2 separate regions of the Homo sapiens genome follow, and region 2 is linked to region 1. A link is an interaction called in ENCODE POLR2A ChIA-PET data of the cell type or tissue named here. Cell type or tissue: Panc1. All regions are shown on one strand. Each heading gives the region's core, and the rest is flanking DNA. Links, peaks and the distances in the headings are about the cores only.

The links. Peaks named below come from ENCODE experiments on the same cell type or tissue, not always from the same donor. Only the 100,000 strongest peaks of a DNase experiment are listed, where the experiment ranks them.
Region 2: POLR2A ChIA-PET joins it to region 1 with 13 read pairs; 2 of 35 experiments call an interaction of 5 or more read pairs at or near these places.

Annotation. Positions count from the first base shown.
Region 1 is chr1:45,375,967-45,386,580 of GRCh38, forward strand. It overlaps TESK2 (testis associated actin remodelling kinase 2), which reads right to left. Exons shown (of 11, transcript NM_007170.3): 4 at 9,946-9,994. Among named protein-coding and RNA genes, the nearest start is that of TOE1, 41 kb to the left of the region's middle. In Panc1, for the core only: no CTCF peak of the experiment used is centred there; no DNase peak of the experiment used is centred there.
Region 2 is chr1:45,262,898-45,273,511 of GRCh38, forward strand. No RefSeq gene overlaps it. Among named protein-coding and RNA genes, the nearest start is that of LINC01144, 36 kb to the right of the region's middle. In Panc1, for the core only: no CTCF peak of the experiment used is centred there; a DNase peak (open chromatin) is centred at 3,684; H3K4me3 peaks cover 276 bases; H3K27ac peaks cover 1,883 bases.

The DNA.
Region 1 (10,614 bases), core at 1,825-9,824:
CAACCTCAAATTCTTGTTTCTCAAATGTCACAGGGAGTTACTAAAAATAAGAACAGAAATGTACCACAGTTTGAGAGTTTTTTATTACTAAATGAGCAAAGCAAAAAAATTAAATAAAAATTACTTTTTCCAAAAGCAAAGTACATGTCAAACTGTATTTGTAGAAATATTTTTTGCACATAGAAGTTTAAGTGAAATAAACTTCTAATTATGAAAGGATTTGAGATGTGACATTTCTTTCTCTCTCTTTTTTTTTTTTTTTTTTTTTTGAGACAGAGTCTCACTCTGTCACCCAGGATAGAGCATAGTGGTGTGATTTCGGCTTTGTAGCCTCTGCCTCCAGGGATGAAGCAATTCTCCTGCCTCAGCCTCTCAAGTAGCTGGGATTACAGGCCCCCGCCACCACGTCTGGCTAATTTTTTTTTTTTTTTTAGTAGAGACAGGGTTTCACCATGTTGGCCAGGCTGGTCTTGTACTCCTGACCTCAAGTTATCCATCTGCCTTGGCCTCCCAAAGTGCTAGGATTACAGGCGTGAGCCACTGTGCCTGGCCTTCACACTATTTTTGATTTCTGGCTCTTTCCGCTAGGGCTAATTCAGCTTTCTTAGAGTTGGGTCTACACTAGACCATCAACTACAAACACACACTAAGCATATACTATGGGCCCAGCCACACAGAGTATTATTATAAGCTCTATCTAGGAGACTTAGTTCCATTAGAGAACCTGGGATTTGACACAGCTTGGAGAGAAGAGAGATAAGGACATTCCTAGTACTGGAAGGGACACCTAAAGCAAGAATGTATAGAAGAGAGCAAAAAGACCCATGTAACTAAGGGAGGGATTCGTATTATCAAACGAGATTAGAGAGAATTTAGAATAGGAAACATAATTTTTTAGACAGAAGCATCACATTATCAGGTGTGCTTGATGATGATTATTCAGATAGTAGTATGTCAAAATGAAGAAAACAGGTCAGGTGTGATAGCTCACACCTGTAATCCCAGCACTCTGGGAGGCCCAGGTGGGAGGATCCCTTAAGGTCAGGAGTTCGAGACCAGCCTGGGTGATATAGTGAGACTCCATCTCTACAAAAAATGTAAAAATTAGCTGGGTGTGGTGGCATGCACCTGTAGTTCCAGCTAATGGGGAGGCTGAGACAGGAGGATCATTTGAGCCCAAGGGTTTGAGGCTGCAGTGAGCTATGATGGTGCCACTGTATTCCATCTTAGGTGACAGAGCAGCAAGACCTTGTCTCTTAAGAAAAAAAAAAAGTATTTGTAGGAATTGAGGCATGAAATAATATTATGGCTTTGGAATGAAGAGAAAGAAAAATAATCAGAAAGATATCACAAAGAAGAAAATAGGAAAAGACGGCGGACCGATTAAATTCAAGTGATGAGAAAAAATCAAAACTAACCCCAAAGAACAAAGGATTCTAATAAGAGAACAAGGATTTTTTTTTTTTTTTTTTGAGACAGTCTTGCTCTGTTTGCCAGGCTGGAGTGCAGTGGTGCGATCCCGGCTCACTGCCACCTCTGCCTCCCAGGCTCAAGTGATTCTCCTGCCTTAGCCTCCCGAGTAGCTGGGATTACAAGCATGTGCCACCATGCCCAGCTAATTTTTGTATTTTTAGTAGAGACAGGGTTTCACCATGTTGGCCAGGCTGGTCTCGAACTCCTGACCTCAGGTAATCTGCCCACCTTGGCCTCCCAAAGTGCTGGGATTACAGGTGTGAGCCACTGTGCCCGGCCAAGAACAAGGATTCTAATAATGATAAGGGCCGGGCACAGTGGCTCACACCTGTAATTCCAACACTTTGGGAGGCCGAGGTGGGCGGATCACGAGGTCAGGAGTTTGAGACCAGCATGGCCAACATGGTGAAAACATGTCTCTATTAAAAATACAAAAATTAGCTGGGTGTGGTGGTGTGCGCCTGTAGTCCCAGCCACTTGGGAGGCTAAAGCAGGAGAATCTCTTGAACCTGGGAGGTGGAGGTTGCAGTGAGCTGAGATGGTGCCACTGCACTCCAGCCTGGGTGACAGAGCAAGACTCCATCTCAAAAAATAAAGAAATGAAATGATAAGGTTGGAATGGATGGCCAGTTTGGGGAAGGTAACCAAGCTAAGCTGTACTGCAAACACTAGCAAAATAACTGAGTGGAAAAAAAGAAAATGAACTATAATGAGTAACAACTATTAATATACAGAGAGATCTGAGAGTTAACAGCATGGGATAACAGATTTTTAAAAAACAGTTTCTAAGGAAGGGCACAGTAAGAATTTTCTCACTATCCCAGCCATTAACCATTGAGTTCATGAAAGACACTCCAGTGAACTAAAGATGGTCATTGACAGATGGCCTTAGTGACTTGCTTGACCAATAAAATGCAGCTTAAGGGACATTCTGGAACTTGCAAGGCTAGGTCATAAAAGGCTTGCAGCTTCCACTTGAGTGGTTTGTACCAGTCTAACTATCCTGAGATCACCATGCTGTGGGAAGCCTAAGCCATATGGAGATGATCTAAAGAATGAGACACCATGTGGAAAAAGAGAAGAACCAAGGAGTACCATGGCACCAGATATGCAAATGAAGAAGCCATCTTGGAAATGGATTTGCCAGCTCAGTCACTCCAGCTGACACATATGGATCAAAGATCCAGGAAAGCCCTTCTGCATACCTGACCTACAAAATCACAAGCAAACTAAAATTAGAAAGCCACTAAGTTTTGGGGTAGCTTGTTATGTAACAATAGATCATGGGAGCAGATGTCTTTTTATCCTAAACCTAAAGCCTAGCAAAGTACCTAGCCCATAGTAGATTCACTCAAAATGGTGTGTATCAAGTGAATCTCTACCTTCCCGTGTATTTTCTAATTTACATCTTTGTCGTTTCCCCCTCACTTGTCCTTTTAGGAAAACCTGAATCACAGATGCAATCACTGTTAGTACCTCTGGTGTGTCTCTAAACTACCATGTGGTGGTTAACAGCTGCCAGTCCCAAACTTGAAAGATAGGTATGCCTTTGCTGCCAAAGTTAACCCAAGGCAGGGCACCAAGCAACTTCACATCTTTATCATGGTAAATAAGGATAGGAAAATATTCTGTACTGAAACACACAAAAAAATAAGAAGCAGGCACAACTAATAACAATATCACATATCACAGCACACCAAAAAAACTGGAATCAGGGTCTGCCTTGCTCACTTTTCCTTTCTTTGAGATGGGGTCTCACTTTGTTGTGCAGGCTGGGGTGCAGTGGCAGAATCCTAGCTCATTGAAGCCTTGCCCTCCTGGGCTCAAGTAATCCTTCTGCCTCAGCAGGAGTAGCTGGGACCACAGGCACAAACTATCATGCCTGGCTAATTTTTAAATTTTTTTGTAGAGATAAGGTCTCACTATGCTGCCTAGGCTGGTCTTGAACGCCTGGCCTCATATAATCCTCCTGCCTCTCAACCTCCCAAAGTGCTGGGGTCACAGGTGTGAAGCCACTGGACATGGCCTTGGCTTGCTCATTTTTATAAATAACGCATGAGTTTGGTCACTGAACCCATGGAGTTTCATTGTAAGCTGTCTGATTATATAAGGCTTCTTATAAGTCTGACAAAACCAACTCAGAAGCAATACATATCAACCCGCATAAACAAGAAATTTCCAAAGTCACTAATACTCTTTAATAAAGAAAGAAGATGTATGGTTGGGTGGGAATAGGGAGTGACAGGAGGATCAGAGCTATGTGAATAACAAACTCTCTGCAATAGCCTTTAGCTAAAAGCATTTCTTTCAGTACCAAACATCTGCTCGACTGAGATGGCTCTGTTGTAAAAAGACCGAATCACCTCGACTAGGCCAAGGAATATTCTGCAACTGCAGAATTGGCTGAGTGGTTCTCATCGCCACAGAAGAAAATAAGAATAGTTTATTTTTTTTTAAATTTTTTTTTTAGGCAGAGTCTCGCTCTGTTGCCTAGAGCTCTGTTGGCTAGAGTGTAGTGGCATGATCTCGGCTCACTGCAACCTCCACCTCCCAGGTTCAAGTGATTCTCCTGCCTCAGCCTCCGGAGTAACTGGGACCATGGGCTTGTGCCACCCATGCCTGGCTAATTTTTGTATTTTTTATAGAGACGGAGTTTCACCATGTTGGCCAGGCTGGTCTCAAACTCCTGGCCTCAGGTGATCCACCCGCCTCGGCCTCCCAAAGTGTTGGGATTACAGGCATGAGCCACTGCACCTGGCTGGATAGTTTTCTTCATGGCAGAAAAGGCAAGAGAGACCCCCAAAACATCCTGCTCACCAAGCAATTCAATTGCTGACTCTCCTGATCAGAGAGTACTGCCATTTGTGAACCCTCTCCACAACCATATACCTTACCCAGTTCCCCAATCTTCTAGCCACTGAGAGTTTCTGCACTAACAGGTTCCCAAACTGCTTGATTTTGACGGTATTTCCTTCTCTGTGCCTTTCTTAACAATATTAAAAGGAAAAAGCGCTTTGAGATGACATACAATCTATCCAGAGGCATCTCTTTCTCTTCTCTCTTTCTTCCTCTCCTCTCCATCCCAACCTCCCACTCATCTTGGCTATAGAAGAGAAAACATATACCATGTAAGTTTTTGGCAGCTACTTTTTGATTATGAGTGACAGACATCTTTATTTTAGGATGAAACTGACAACATAAAGACAGAGCAAAGAGAAAGAATAAGGTCTCTGGACAGCGTCAATTTAACCATTGAATTATATCAATACTTAATCTAATAAACTGCTAAAATTCCAGTTATATGAGTCCTTTTGTTGTTTAAAGCCCATTTAACTATTTTCTGTTACTTGCTCCCAAACACATTCTAATACACCCAATGACCAGGAAGAAAGTATCTTTTCCAAATAACCCAGAATACATAAAAAGTGAGTCAGAATTGAATTCTACAAATACTATGCATGCTACACACATAAGATCTTGTGCTTAGCACCGTGGGGAATATAAAAATCAATTAAGCACAGCATGTTGTAATAGAAATAGACTTTGAAGTCAGATGAACCTGGATGCAATCCTACTTTGGGGAAGTAACTTAATTTCTCTAAGCTTTAGTTTTCTCATCTACAAAATGGAAGAAATAAGATTATAGCATTGTGAGAATTATAGTTAATATACAGTATCAACCATAGCATTCTGCCCATAGTGGGAGTTTAAATAACTAATAGTTGTTATGGTTTAAGAAATGGGAGAAATTCTTTACTCTCCAATGGGGCAGAAAACACAAATACTTATGATCTGCTGACTGGGATATTTACAGGGCATGGTTGATTGTCAAAGGTTCCAATTCTTCGCCTTCTACTGAATCTGTGCCTTTTGACACATAACTTTGCGGCATATTCCTGATAAGGGCAGAGCATACTTCCTACCCCTGGACTCAAGCATGTGACTTGCTTTGTCCAATGGGATGTTGGCCAAGCAAATCTGAACATAAGGAGAGTCATGAAAATCAGTTGTGCAAATGGACTGTCATATTCTTGCTATTCTGGTATCATCTTAAAAAGGACAAGTCCAGTCTAGCCCACTGGCCCCAGAAGGAGGATGAGCCAGAGCAAAGTTCTCCCAGCAAATTTCAGCCTAGAGCAGACCACCAGCTGACCTGCAGATGCATGAGTGAGCCTGAGATCAGCACAACTGCCAAATCTAGCCCCACTCAGTTCAGCTAACTCTGGAAATGTATGAGAAATAAACGTTTATTGTATGCTTTTGAGGTTTTGTGGCTGGAGGGCAACAGCTAACCAATACACAGAATTATATTTTCTGTTAAAAAAAAAACAAAGATTTACACTTCCCTGATACTTGTGACTAAGTGAAAGACAAGGTTAGGTCTTGTGAATGAAAGACATACTTATGGTACATTCCTATTCTTTTTTTTTTTTTTTTTTTTTTTTAAGAGGTCTCTCTCTGTTGCTCAGGCTGAAGTGCAGTGGTACAATCATGGCTCATTGCATTCTCAACCTTCAACCTCCTGGGCTCAAGCAATCATCCTGTCTCAGCCTCCCAAGTAGCTGAGACTGTAGGTGTGTATCACCACATCTGGCTGATTTTTTTAATTTTTTGTAGAGTCTGGGTCTCACTATGTTGCCAAGGCTGGTTTCAAAATCATGGCCTCAGGCAATCCTTCTGCCTCTACCTCCTAAAAGTGTTGGGATTATAGGCATGAGCCACTGCACCCAGCCTCAATACAGATTCATATTTCAACTCATTAAATTTAAAAGGTTTCATGTGACTTTTCACCAAACCGTTTTCACTATATATTTTTTGAAACAGGGTCTTGCTCTGTCACCAAGGCTGGAATACAGTAGTGCAAGTATGGCTCACTGCAGCCTCAACCTCCTGGGCTCAGGTGATCCTCCTACCTCAGCCTCTCCAATAGCTGGGACTACAGGTGCATGCTACCACACCTGACTAATTTTTGTATTTTTTGTAGAGACAGGCTTTTGCCATGTTGCCCAGGCTGGTCTCAAATTTCTGAGCTCAAGCAATCTGCCCACCTTGGCCTCTGGAAGTGTTGGGATTACAGGCGTGAACTACCATGCCCAGACTATGCTTTCACTTTAACAAATACTAGTTTGCTTAAAAACTTGAGTCAGCTGGCCGGGCGCGGTGGCTCACACCTGTAATCCCAGCACTTTGGGAGGCCAAGGCAGGCGGATCACCTGAGGTCAGGAGTTCAAGACCAGCCTGACCAACATGGAGAAACCCCGTCTCTACTAAAAATACAAAATTAGCCGGTCATGGTGGCGCATGCCTGTAATCCCAGCTACTCAGGAGGCTGAGGCAGGAGAATTGCTTGAATCTGGGAGGTGGATTGCAGTGAGCTGAGATCGGGCCATTGCACTCCAGCCTGGGCAACAAGAGTGAAACTCCGTCCCCCCAAAAAAAAAATCTTTAGTCTATCATTACTACAGGTAGTTTAAAAATAAAAACTAAGTGTCTGACTGTTCCAAGTTCAATTAATGTCTACAATTACAAAGAAGACTCATGGAAATGGTTCAAGCCCAGGAAAGTCCAGATCACTAATGTATATGGGAAATATTCTTCCTAATAATGTCAATGTTTTATAGGTATTAATGAGTGCCATGCTTGTCTACTGTAATTATTGACAAATAAATGTGAAGAGAAATGAAGAATGGTACTCACATTACTTTGGAGGACAAGCATTCCACCAACTGAAAAGTATTTGGTGAATGTCATCTAAGTTTCAAGGACTGTGCTAGATATTTTTAATAATTTATTTTTTATTATCCTTACCATATAGTTGTGCTGCCAAGTCAAATTATAAGGCAATTAAACCTAGAAGTCTCGAAAGACCTATGCCATCAAGGCCTTTGCTGATCCCTTCTAAAAATAACCAAGAGCATTTGGCTATTTGGGCTTCATCACTACCAGTCTATTAACATCATATTAAAAATTACTAATATCATAAGCTATGTCAAAATCTCATTAATGCTGCTGGAAAGACTGGCAATAAATACTCTTCCATAAAGTACACATTGTATGTTTTATATGGCTATAAAGAAGCTAACAAGCAGCAGATTAAGTACAACATGGCCAAGAGAATATTGCATTATGATCACTCATTACTGTCATTTCCACCACAACCTGCTTTAAAATATGCAACTTAACACAGATTTTAAAGGATGTTCTTCTCTGTCGGCAAAATTAACACACCAGCCCTTCCAATGAATTCACATTTCAGAGAACAATCACACATGCAGGGAATGCATCAAATACTTTTATGCTTGTTAGCGTCAGAACTCTGGTAGACAGAAGGAAGGGGAGAATTTTATCTCTGAAGAATTTATAGACTCACTTCCAAGAAAAAAAATACATGGCAAATGTTTCTTGATCTGGGGTGCTGGTTATGGGTGTGTTCATTTGTAAAAATTTTGTGAGTGGTACTTTTCATATGTATACTTTTTCTGATATGTTATACTTCAGTAAAAAGTCTAATTTAATGACACTAACAGCGGTATAGGACTAAGTACAAAATGAAAAATATTAACAATTCAGAGTTCAGAAGAGGGACTAGTCACTGTTATTTTGTTCAAAGAGTTAACATGTATTAAATAATTTATACATGCCAGGCACTGTACTAAATAAGTATTTTATATTTCATCCTCCCAACATCCTTGTGAGGTCAACATTATATCAACAGCATTTGCCACAATTAATACTCCTTCCTTGAAACTCTTTCCTTTTCATTACAGGCCAGCACGTTCTTCTGGTTTTCTACCTACCTCACTAACTGCTCCTTCTCAGTCTGTCCTTCTCCCCAGACTTTCATTCATTCATTCATCTATCTATCTATCGACAGGGTCTCACTCTATGTATGTATGTATGTATGTATGTATGTATGTACGTACGTATCTATCTATCTATCTATCTATCTGTCTATCTATCTATCTATCTATCTATCTATCTATCTATCTATGTATCTAGAGACAGGGTCTCACTCTGTTGCCCAGGCTGGAGTGCAGTGGCACAATCATGGCTCACTATAGCCTCAAACTCCTGGGCTCAAGCAATCTTGCTGCCCCAGACTCCTGAGTAAATAGGACTACAGGTACATGCCATCACATCCAGCTAATTATTAATTTTTTTTTTTTTTTTTTTTTTTTTTTTTTTTTGTAGAGACAGAGCCTTGCTATGTTGCCCAGGCTGGTCTCGAAATCCTGGTCTTAGGTAATCCTCTCACCTCAGACTCCCAAATATTCTAGGGCTCAGCTCTTGGTCATCTTCTCTATCTAAACTCCCTGGGGCAGGTATTATTAATTATTATTATCCCCATTATACAGATGGAAACTTTGAGATACAGACAGATTCAAACGTATGTAATCAAGACTTCAGAGGCCATGCTCTTAACCTCTTCACCATTCTGTCTTCTTTGGCTTTCCATTTAAGAGGCAGGGCATAGCTGCACACATTCCACATTCTAGTGCCTTCAGTAACTGAGAAAAGAGAGAGACTGAGGCACATGGGACCCTCTTTCATAAGCTATTAAGGACTAATACCAGTTACCAAGCCAGTAAAAAACCAACACTCTTGCAAATTCTGTTAAACAACTTTCCTTCCTAAGTTTCTTCACTTTGTACTTTGGTAATTGCTTCTCAAGGAGGAATGTGAAAAGAATCTAGAACATAGATTCTCAAATCCAGATGCTCATGAAATAATCTGAGGAGCTTTTAAAAATATAGATGTAATAGGCCCTATACAAACCTATTAAACCTAGAAGATTCCAGGAATCTGTGTTTCCAAGGAGCACCCAAGCAAGGTCTGAAGTTGATAACTTGGTACCTGAATTGGCTCTAAAGAGAGTTCTCTGATCCTCGGAGGATGAATAATGACTATCACATATTCCGCCTAGCAGAGGCTGGAAATGAAACGAGAATGAAGATGTAAACTGATTCCAACAAGTAATAAGACCAACCAGGAAACCACAGCAGGGACTGTGGAATTCTAGATCAGGACAGCAAACATTACCAGGTGGTCTGGTAATTTGTTGCCATAGAGAGTTTGCAGTCAAGTGCTGTCATCCCTTGGCTTAGGATGGAGTCATATCTAGGCAGCAAGAGCTAACTTAATACTTTAATACTTGAGCACTCATATTGTCAGAGTATTCACCAAGTATTATGAGGGAATAGAAGGACATTAAGAAATACTGCCCATTCTGCACATGTACCCCAGAACTTAAAGTGTATGTGTGTGTGTGTGTATATATATATATATATATATATATAAAGAAATACTGCCATTGTTCCCAGGCAACAGAATAAAGCATTATTAACACTGCCATTTTTGCATAAACATAAATGCACATACATTTTGTTTACATATGCAAGCAACACTTACTATGGAACTATAAATGCTGAAACTAAGGCAAATACGTTACTTCAACACTTACTGATGTCTTACCTCTGTAAGTGCATGCAATTGTCCTTGATGAACACATACACCCATGAACCTAAAGAACAAGACAGAATTATTTAACAAGTGAAAAGGACACAAATATAAATTCATATAGAGAAATCAGGTTAGTTACCCATGCATTAGAAACAACCTGTGGGGTGCGGCATGATGGCTTACATCTGTAATCCCCGCACTTTAGGAGGCAGAGGTGTGCGGATCACCTGAGGTCAGGAGTTCAAGACCATCCTGGCCAACATGGTGAAACCACATCTCTATTAAAAATACAAAAATTAGGCAGGTGTGGTGGCATGCGCCTGTAGTCCGAGCTGCTCAGGAGACTGAGGCAGGAGAATCCCTTGAACCTGGAAGGCAGAGGTTGCAGTGAGCTGAGATCGCACCATTGCACTCCAGCCTAGGGGACAAGAGCGAGACTTTGACTCAAAAAAAAAAAAAAAAAAAAGAGACTGCATCTAAAAAAAAAAAAAGGAAAGATAGATAGAAAAGAAAGGAAGGGAAAGGGAAAGGCAAAGAGAAAGGGAAAGGGAAAGGAAAGGAAGAAAGAACCTGTGAAGCCCCCTGCTATCTTGTACAGCCCTGTAGACTCTTAATCTTTTTGTTGTTTTTAATTATTTCAAGAGTTTTAGGGGTACAGGTGGTTTTTGGTTATATGGATTA
Region 2 (10,614 bases), core at 1,514-9,513, 110 kb before region 1:
ATGAACTGGGGTAATTATTAATCCATTTCTGCTTATTAATAAAATGCAGCTGGGCACAGTCACTCACACCTGTAATCCCAGCACTTTGGGAGGCTGAGGCAGGCAGATCACTAGAGATCAGGAGTTCAAGACCAACCTGGCCAACATGGTGAAACCACAACTCTACTAAAGTACAAAAATTAGCCGGGTGTAGTGGTGAGCAGGGGAATCGCTTGAACCTGGGAGGCAGAGGTTGCAGTGAGCCAAGATGGCACCACTGCACTCCAGCCTGCGCAAACGAGTGAGATTCTGTTTCAAAAAAATAAAAAATAAAAAAATGCCTTGCTTGAAATGAACACAAACAGGTCAATTCTGGGCCACGGATATCTAAAGGGAAATATGTCCTATTGTTTTCAACATTGTGCCTTTGCGAGACAGGACAGGATGGTAGATAAGAGCATGGATTTTGAAGCCAGCCTGCCTCTGTCTTCATCTTGACTCTGTCATTACAGTCATGTGATCAGAAACAATTTACCTAATCCTTCTATTTTTCAGTTGCCTTAACTATAAAATGGAGGTAGTTACAGTACTTACTTCATATGGTCACTATTATAGAGATAGAGATGGGGATGGGAATGATGATGTTGCTGTTGTTTTTGGCCCATCGCTGCTAGCTTCTCGGTGCCATCCTTTTCCTCATGCTCCATCAGAGAGCATCCTGCTCCATGCCTGTCATTCCTGCTCTTCCTTCTTCCCTCAACCAGCCATGTGTTCAACCTCTTCCTCCTTCCTCACTACCTGGGTCCAGCCCAATATCTTTCTCCATCATTCACTTGTGCCCTCGTCTCTCCATCCCTCTCCCCACCTCCCTCTGCCTGTTTCATTTCTCTTCTCCAGTTTGAGGACATAACTATCTAGGAGAGGTATACTTGTAGTTCTCAGAATGAACGTTCAAGAAAGTACAATGGAATGATTAAGAAGCAAGACAAGGAAGAAGGGCTGGGTAAGTTGAAGGGGTGTGTAGAACAGGTGGGAAGGAGAGCTAGAAAGGTAAGGTGACCCCAGTGAATGGAATTCACTCTGAGTTTCTTGGAGGAAGAAGCACTAACCCCAACCCCTTTTCTCCCTAAGAGAGTGCATTTCCTGTCCTACCCAGGGCCTCAGGTGCATCTCTCATTCCAAGTGTCTGGAAGGAGTAACTGAATCAGAGGCATCTGTCTCTCTCACAGATAAAGGTAGCAGGTGTGTGGCTTCTGAAGAGAAGGTCTTGGGAAAGGAGCTGGGCTTCTCCAGTTTTCAACCTGCCCCAATCACGCAGTATCATCTTGGCTATATCTGGCAAGTGGGAGACCATTTCTTATCTAGAAAACACTGGTTCTCTGGATGTAGATCTCTTTCAGATTACAATCTCCTAGAATCACGCTTAAGTTCTCTTTGGCACTGCAATAGGAGAACGCATGAAACTGCTGCATAGGAGAAAACATAAACTGTGGTGTCAGAAAGACTTACATCTTATGTTCAATTTTCACCTCCGCCACTCACCGGCTGTATGACTTTGAGCAAGTCATTTAGCCTCTCTGCACCTCAGTTTCCTCATGGAGATTAATATATCCACCTAAAAGCTTTTAAAAAGAAATAGATAAGATGATACATGAAAGCTCCACAACAACATGAAGGCTGGAATTGTGCCAATTTGTTCATTATTGTGGTCCAATGCCTAGCACAGAGTATGCCCTCAATAAATATCTGTTATAATTGAATGAATAAGTAGGTACCTAACAAATTGTAGCCAGATATCCTTTTGTCCAGGCAGATGTTTGGTAAGAATTTGTGCTGATGGTAATGACACTCTGCCTTGACGTAGTCAGAAAAAAAAATCACTACATCAAATCCAGGGATAGTGGCACACTAATCTAATATGCTGGGGTATTGCATCGTGTCCCATAGGCTAAAAAGGGTTTGTGAATGAATATTTCAATAGTATTGCTTGCGCCCACTGATAAGTTTCACATGGTGCTTCTCAGACTTTAATGTGCCTCTGAATCACCTGGGGATCTTATTTAAATGCAAGTTCTGATTTAGTAGTTCCAGGTGAAGGCCTGAGAAGCTCCGAGGTGATGCTGAGACTGCAGGCTTGTGGACCTCCTTTTGGGCATCAAGGATCTAGGCAAAGGATCAACATTTTCCTGTAAGGAACCAGGTAGTAAATATTGTAGTCTTTGTGAACTGTATAATCTCTGTTGCAACTGCTCAACTCTGCCATTCTAGAACAAATGAGGCCATTGACAATATACAAATAACTGAGCATGGTTGTGTTCTAATGAAACCATGTTTCCAAAAACAAGGGGCAGACTGGATCTGGCCTGTGGGCCATAATTTGTCTCTTCCTGGTCTAATATATTTAAAATCAGTATACCATTCTTGTAATACACATCCATGAACTTGTCTCCTGAGCTCCTAATAATTGTACAGTATATGGTAATTTCCCTTATCTACAAATCCACCTTCCCCTACCCACAATCTATATGGTTCCAGGAACACAGCACCCATTGCCAAGTTCCTGTATGGAACTCGGACTCCAGACTCCAGCTGATTGGTGCCAAAGGGGCATCATTCACATTCCCTTCTGTAAAATATGCACCAGGGGCACTATTTCATAGAATGGCATCCTTTAGAGGTTTAGATGAATGGCACCCTTTAGAGTTGTGCAGCTTGGCTGAACTAGGCACCAGACTGAAGCTGGTTACTCATGGACTTTCCTCAACACTCTGGAATTGAGTCTGGGAGATTTCTGCCTCAGTCTACCTGTCTATCCTTTTATTTTGGTTTATTTATTTATTTTTGAGATTTGGTCTTGCTCTGTCACCCAGGCTGGAGTGCAGTGGCATGATCACAGCTCACTGCAGCCTCGATCCCCTGGGCTCCAGCAATTTTCCCACATCAGCCTCCTGAGTAGCTGGGACCACAGGTGTATGCCACCACGCCCAGCTAATTTTTGTATTTTTTGTAGAGACAGGGATCTCACCATGTTGTCCAGGCTGGTCTCTAACTCCTGGGCTCAAGTGATCTGCCTGCCTCAGCCTTCTAAAGTGCTGGGATTACAGGTGTGAGCCACCACGTCTGGCCTAGAGGCTTTTTTTTTTTTTTAAGCCAGTGGATTAGGATACAGAGAACACTAGTGTCAAGTTCACAACTACGCCAATTGTCATGCTGGGGTATGAGGGGAGTGGGTGGATGAGCAGAAAGAACACCCAGGGGGGCCATAAGCAGGTGAAAGATGATTTTATTCAGCAGCAGCTCTCATCAACAGCTCTCTCACACTGTCCGCCCTGTCTTGGCTGCTTAGTCCGGCGGCTCCCACACACAGCTGCGTGGCTGGCTCTCCCTTGCCTTCAGGGTCAGCAGCTAAACTCTCTCTGGGCACAAGCAAGCCAAGCTGTGTCCTGGCTCCCCTCTGTCTGTCTGCAAAGATGGACAGCTTTGACTCTCTTTCTCTTTCTCTTGGCTCCAGCATGCCTGTACAGTGTTATCAGGGCAATTATACCTTTTACAGACAATAGTGGCTTAGAGTCAAGGAATGGCCTTCCCATGTTATGGCTACATGGCTGTGATAACAAGTGGAGTTATACGCCTGCACTCTAAACTCGCTGAGTCACTCTGGATGTTTACCTTGGCCTATTTTTGACCAAAGCACAGCCGTATTCCTTACAGTTAGTAATGAGAAAGAATGAAGGAGAGAGAAAGAGTGAGAGCTGGCAAGAGGGCTTCCTAAGTTCTCTTTAGCACTGCAATCCTTGGCTCCAGGTTATTCCTGAGGTTCTACCACTTCCTAGCCCTGGAGTTTCATGAGATGACCTGTATCCTTATATAAATTCATTTTTCTTTTGCTTAAATCTAGTATAATTCTGTTGCATGCAAACCACAGTCCTAATGGCACTAGAAAACAATAAAAGAATACTTCAATAGAATTTAAATTTGGTAGGATTTTTTGAAAAATCAATTTGTAGAATGTTGCAGGAGCATATATTTTTGTTTGAAGCTGGATGGCCCTGACAATAGAATATGTGAAATTTCATAAATATTAAATTACATCTGTATTCTAATAATCTACATAGTAATAAATCATGTCAGTTGTACAGGACCTCCTAGTCCCTTGCTTTGGGTTAGGTTTCAGTGGCAGAGGGAAAAAAAAATTACTACTCCTTTGTACAGAAATGGATTTATTGTGGCCGGGCACAGTGGCTCACGCCTGTAATTTCAACACTTTAGGAGGCCAAGGTGGGTGGATCGCCTGAGGTCAGGAGTTCGAGACCAGCCTGGCCAACATAGTGAAACCCCATCTCTACTAAAAATACAACAAATTAGCTGGGCATGGTGGTGGGCACCTGTAATCCCAGCTACTTGGGAGGCTGAGGCAGGAGAATCACTTGAACCCCAGGAGGTGGAGGTTGCAGTGAGCCGAGATCACATCATTGCACTCCAGCCTGGGCAAAAAGAGCAAAATTCCGTCTCAAAAAAAAAAAAAAAAAAGAAATGGATGTAATGCAAGATATTAAATGGCTTACAGTATGATTAGATGGGCTGGAGAAACTGTAGGCCAGTCTTCCAGAAACAACTCTCAAAGCCACACTCTAGAGCTGAGCTGTAAAGGAAGCTGCTGCTCCCACTAAGAATAGTAAACTACCAGCTGAATCAGGGATTAACACCCAGTAGCCACCAACTTTCTGAAATCATGCCACCTCTTCCACTTCAGGAAGCTCCTGCCAAATTAGGGAGCCATCACTTGCACTTCCAGGTCCAGACCAAACAGCTCTATGACCATTGGGACCAGAAAGATGGATTCCTAAAACTCTCTCCTGGAACCATATAGATTGTGGGTAGGGGAAGGTGAGTCTGCAGGTAGGGGAAATTACCATATACTGTATGAGGGAATTATTAGGAGCCCAGTTCCTTTTCAGGTCCCATGTGAATGCATTTGTTTGAAGGAACCTAAGTCTCATTTAGAACTCTAACAGTAAAGGAACCTGGGAAACGTAGTTTAACTTTTCAGTCTCTGCATTTCAGAAAGTCACACCATAATGACATTGGAAGAGATGATGAATGAGCTGGTCACAGAATAAGCCATATCCTAATTTACCACACAGTTGTAAAACAAAAATTATATTTTTGTGAAGAAAATGTAAACACGAGCAAACAAGCAATAATACAGTAGTTCACTGTACTTGTTAGATTAATGCTGCATAATTCAGACTTTCTCTGTTTCTACCAGTGTTAGTTGTACATTCATTCCTACTTAGGCAACTGGAATAGAATTTAACATCTGAATGATTATGATAAGTACAGAGATTTATTCACTCACTTGTTTATTCAATAATATTTTTGAGTGTCTGCTGTGTGTGTATCAGGCATTACTTCTGTGCTGGATTACAACAGGGAATAATGAATATTACATCTCACCAGGTCAAGTGATATGATTTGGCTGTGTCCCCACCCAGATCTCAACTTGAATTGTATCTCCCAGAATTCCCACATGTTGTGGGAGGAACCCAGGGGAGGTAATTGAATCACGAGGGTCAGTCTTTCCCATGCTATTCCCGTGATAGTGAATAAGTCTAACGAGATCTGATGGGTTTATCAGGGGTTTCTGCTTTTCCTTCTTCCTCATTTTCTCTTGCTGCTGCCATGTAAGAAGTGCTTTTCGCCTTCCATCATGATTCTGAGGCCTCCCCAGCCATGTGGGACTATAAGTCCAATTAAGCCTCTTTTTCTTCCCAGTCTCGGGTATGTCTTTATCAGCAGCATGAAAATGGACTAATACAGTAGATTGGTACCAGTAGAGTGGGGTGTTACTGAAAAGATACCCGAAAATGTGGAAGCGACTTTGGAACTGGGTAACAGGCAGAGATTGGAACAGTTTGAAGGGCTCAGAAGAAGACAGGAAAATGTGGGAAAGTTTGAAACTCCCTAGAGACTTGTTGAATGGCTTTATCCAAAATCTGATTGTGATATGAACAATAAAATCCAGGCTGAGTTGGTCTCAGATGGAGATGAGGAACTTGTTGGGAACTGGAGCAAAGGCAACTCTTGTTATGTTTTAGCAAGGAGACTGGTGGCATTTTGCCCCTGCCCTAGAGATTTGTGGAACTTTGAACTTAAGAGAGATGATTTAGGGTATCTGGTGGAAGAAATTTCTTTCTGTTTTGTTTTGTTTTGTTTTGTTTGAGACAGAGTCTAGCTTTGTCGCCTAGGCTGGAGTGCAGTAGTGCAATCTCAGCTCACAGCAACCTCCACCTCCCAGGTTCAAGCGATTGTCTTGCCTCAGCCTCCCGAATAGCTGGGATTACAGACACCCGCCACCATACCCAGCTAATTTTTTTTTGTATTTTTAGTAAAGACAGGGTTTCACCATGTTGGTCAGGCTGGTCTCGAACTCCTGACCTCAAGTGATCCACCTGCCTCGGCCTCCGAAAGTTTTGGGATTACAGGCGTGAGCCACCACGCCAGGCCAGGCAGAAGAAATTTCTAAGTAGCAAAGCCTTCAAGAGGTGATTTGGGTGCTGTTAAACACATTCAGTTTTATAAGGGAAGCAGAGCATAAGAGTTTGGAAAATTTGCAGCCTGACTATGCGACAGAAAAGAAAAATCCATTTTCTGGGGAGAACTTCAAACCAGCTGCAGAAATTTGCATAAGTAGCAAGGAGCCTAATGTTAATCCCCAAGACCGTGGGGAAAACATCTCCAGGCCATGTCAGAGACCTTCATGGCAGCCCTGCCAACACAGGCCCAGAGACCACTCAGGAGGAAAAAGTGGTTTCAAGGACCAGGCCCAGGATCCTAGTGCTGTGTGCAGTCTAGGGACTTGGTGCCTATGTCCCAGCCACTCCAGCCATGGCTGAAAGGGGCCAATGTATGGCTTCAGCTGTGGCTTCAGAGGGTGAAATCCCCAAGCCTTGGCAGCTTCCACGTGGTGTTGAGCCTGCGGGTGCATGGAAGTTAAGAACTGAGGTTTGGGAACCTCCACCTAGATTTCAGAAGATGTATGGAAACACTTGGATGCCCAGACAAACATTTGCTGCAGGGGCGGGACCCTCATGGAGAGACTCTGCTAGGGCAGTGCAGAAGGGAAATGTGGGGTTGGAGCCCCCACACAGAGTCCCTACTGGGGGCACTGCCTAGTGGAGCTGTGAGAAGAGGGCCACCATCCTCCAGACCCCAGAATGGTAGATCCACTGGTAGCTTTCACTGTGCATCTGGAAAAACCGCAGACACTCAATGCCAGCCCATGAAAGCAGCTTGGGAGAGAGGCTGTACCCTGCAAAGCCACAGGGGCAGAGCTGCCCAAGACCATGGGAACACACCTCTTGCATCAGTGTGACTTGGATGTGGACATGGAGTCAAAGGAGATCATTTTGGAGCTTTAAGATTTGACTGCCCTGCTGGATTTTGGACTTGCATGGGCCCTGTAACCCCTTTGTTTTGGCCAAGTTCTCCCATTTGGAACAGCTGTATTTACCTAATACCTGTACCCCCATTGTATCTAGGAAGTAACTAGTTTGCTTTTGATTTTACAGGCTCATAGGTGGAAGGACTTGCCTTGTCTCGGATGAGACTTTGGACTGTGAACTTTTAGGTTAATGCTGAAATGAGTTAAGACTTTGGGGGATTGTTGGGAAGGCATGATTGGTTTTGTAACATGAAGACGTGAAATTTGGAGGGGCCAGGGTTGGAATGATAAGGTTTTGCTGTGTCCGCACCCAAATTTCAACTTGAATTGTATCTCCCAGAATTCCCCGTGTTGGGGGAGGGACCCAGGGGAGGTAATTGAATCACAGGGGTTGGCCTTTTCCATGCCATTCTCATGATAGTGAATAAGTCTCACAAGATCTGATGGGTTTAACCGGGGTTTCCACTTTTGCTTCTTCCTCATTTTCTCTTGCTGCCACTGTGTAAAGAAGTGCCTTTCACCTCCCACCATGATTCTGAGGCCTCCCCAGCCATGTGGAACTATAAGTCCGATTAAACCTCTTTTTCCTCTCAGCCTTATGTCTTTATCAGCAGCATAAAAACAGACTAATACATTAAGATTCCTTGTGAAAATTCTCTTTATCCTCTATGAAACTGAAAGGATTCAGAGGGTACTGTTGACAGAGACAAAGACAAAGCAGTTGCAGTGGTTGATTACCCTTAAATATTTGGCTTTTTTAACCCAAAAAGTACAAACTTTTGGTTAAAGCATGTAATAAAATGTAAATCAACTACTGCCTTAAAGATTGGGTAAAAATCTACATTTAAGATTTTTTTTTAAAAAAAAAAAACCTTTCTTGACCAAAATTTCATCATGATTTCATGATCCATAAGCGTTGTGCCTTGTATGCCAACTAATCTTTGGCGGTGGATAGTGGAAGTACATGTATAATTAATCTTTCCTCATATTGAAATCACTCAACCAACACAGTCTTTCTAGGATTAGATATTTGTGCTATCTTGTTTGTGTTTTTACTCCAATTTGTATGGTTGAGAAAGTCCATAAAGTACAGAGAAAATGTAAAAGAAAATTTCAGGCACCTGTTGGAATTATTACTAATGTAATTCCTGATTTATTCCTGCTATGGTTTCAATGTGTCCCCCAAAGTTCATGTGTTATAAAATTAATCTTTAAGGCCAGGCACGGTGGCTCATGCTTGTAATCCCAGCACTTTGGGAGGCCAAGGCGGGAGGATCACCTGAGGTCAGGAGTTTGAAATCGGCCTGACCAATATGATGAAACCCTGTCTCCACTAAAAATTCAAAAATTAGCCAGGAATGGTGGCATACACCTGTAATCCCCGCTAATTGGGAGGCTGAGACAGGAGAATTGCTTGAACCCAGGAGGCAGAGTTTGCAGTGAGCTGAGATCGTGCCACTGCACTCCAGCCTGGGCAACAAGAGTGAAACTCTGTCTCAAAAAAAAAAATTTAAGGCAACAGTCTTGGGAAGTGGGGCCTGATAAGAGGTGATTAGTTTCTGAGAGCTCTGCTGTCGTCAATGGATTAATGTCATTATCACAGGAGTAGGTTAGTTATCATGATAGTGGGTTGCTATAAAAGCGAGTTTGGCCACTTCTTGTTCTCTTGCTCTCACACGCCCTCTCTTGCCTTTCCACTTTTCACCATGAGATGATGCAGCAAAAAGGCCCTCACCAGAGGCAGACCCTCAATGTTGGACTTCACAGCCTCCAGAACTTTAAGAAATAAATTTCTGTTCTTTTAAAATTACCCAGTCTGGGCTGGGCATGGTATCTCACACCTGTAATCCCAGCACTTTGGGAGGCTGAGGCTGGCAGATTGCTTGAACCCAAGAGTTTAAGACCAGCCTGGGCAACATGGCAAAATTCCATCTCTACAAAAAATACAAAAATCAGCCAGGTATGGTGGCATGCACCTGTGGATCCAGCTACTCGGGAGGCTCAGGTGGGAGGATCACTTGAGCCCAGGAGGTTGAGGCTGCAGTGAGCTGTGATCATGCCACTGTATTCCAGCCTGGGCAACAGAGTGAGACTCTGTCTCAAATAAAATAAAATAAAATAAAATAAATAAAATAAAATAAAATAAAATAAAATAAAATAAAATAAAATAACCCAGTCTGTGGTATTCTGGGATAACAACACAAAATGCATGAAGGTAATGCCAACCAAAAGAAAACAAAAAATTGTTCATGAATATGCTGATTTGTTCATTCAGTATTAATTGCAAAATATTTTATGGTTAGTTATCCATTGCTACATAACAAATTATCCCAGAACTTAGAGACTTAAGACAACAACAATCATTTATTATCTCTCACAGGATATAACTTGGTGTGGTGGTTCTGGCTGAGAATCCCTTGTGAGGTTACAGTTCAGATGTCAACCAGAACTGCAGCTATCTGAAAGCTTGACTGGGGCTGGAGAATCCACTTTCAAGGTAGCTTTCTCCCATCACTAGCAAGTGGTTGCTGGCTGTTTGTGGGAGGCCTCAATTCCTCTCCAGGTATCAACTAGAGAGGAATTGAGGCCTCCCACAGAATCTAGCTAATTCTTAGCGAGAGCCACCATACCAAGTTATATCTTATGAGAAAGAATAAATGATTATTGTTGTTTTAAGCCTCTAAGTTCTGGGGAAATTTGTTATGTAGCAATAGATGACTAATAATAAAATAGTTTTGCAATGAATGCTGAATGAATGAATTAGCATATTTATGAACAATTTTTTGTTTGTTTTCTTTTGGTTTGTCATTGTCTTAATCCATTTTGCGTTGCTATGACAGAATACCACAGGGGCGTTCTGGTTTTCCTCAGTGACCTCACAGCATGGTATGGCTTCCCCTGAATGAGTGATCCAAGAGTGAGAAAAATGCAGGGAGGAAGCTGTATCTTCTTTAACCCAGCCTCAGAAGTCACACACAGTCACTTCCACCACAGTCTATTTGTTAGAAGGAAGTCACTAAGTCTGGCCTTACATTCACGAGGAGGAAAAATAGACATCTGCCTTTGAAAAAAAGTGTTGGGCCAGGCACGGTGGGTGGCTCACGCCTGTAATCTTAGCACTTTAGGAGGCTGAGGCGGATGGATAATGAGGTCAGGAGTTCAAGACCAGCCTGGCCAACATAGTGAAACCT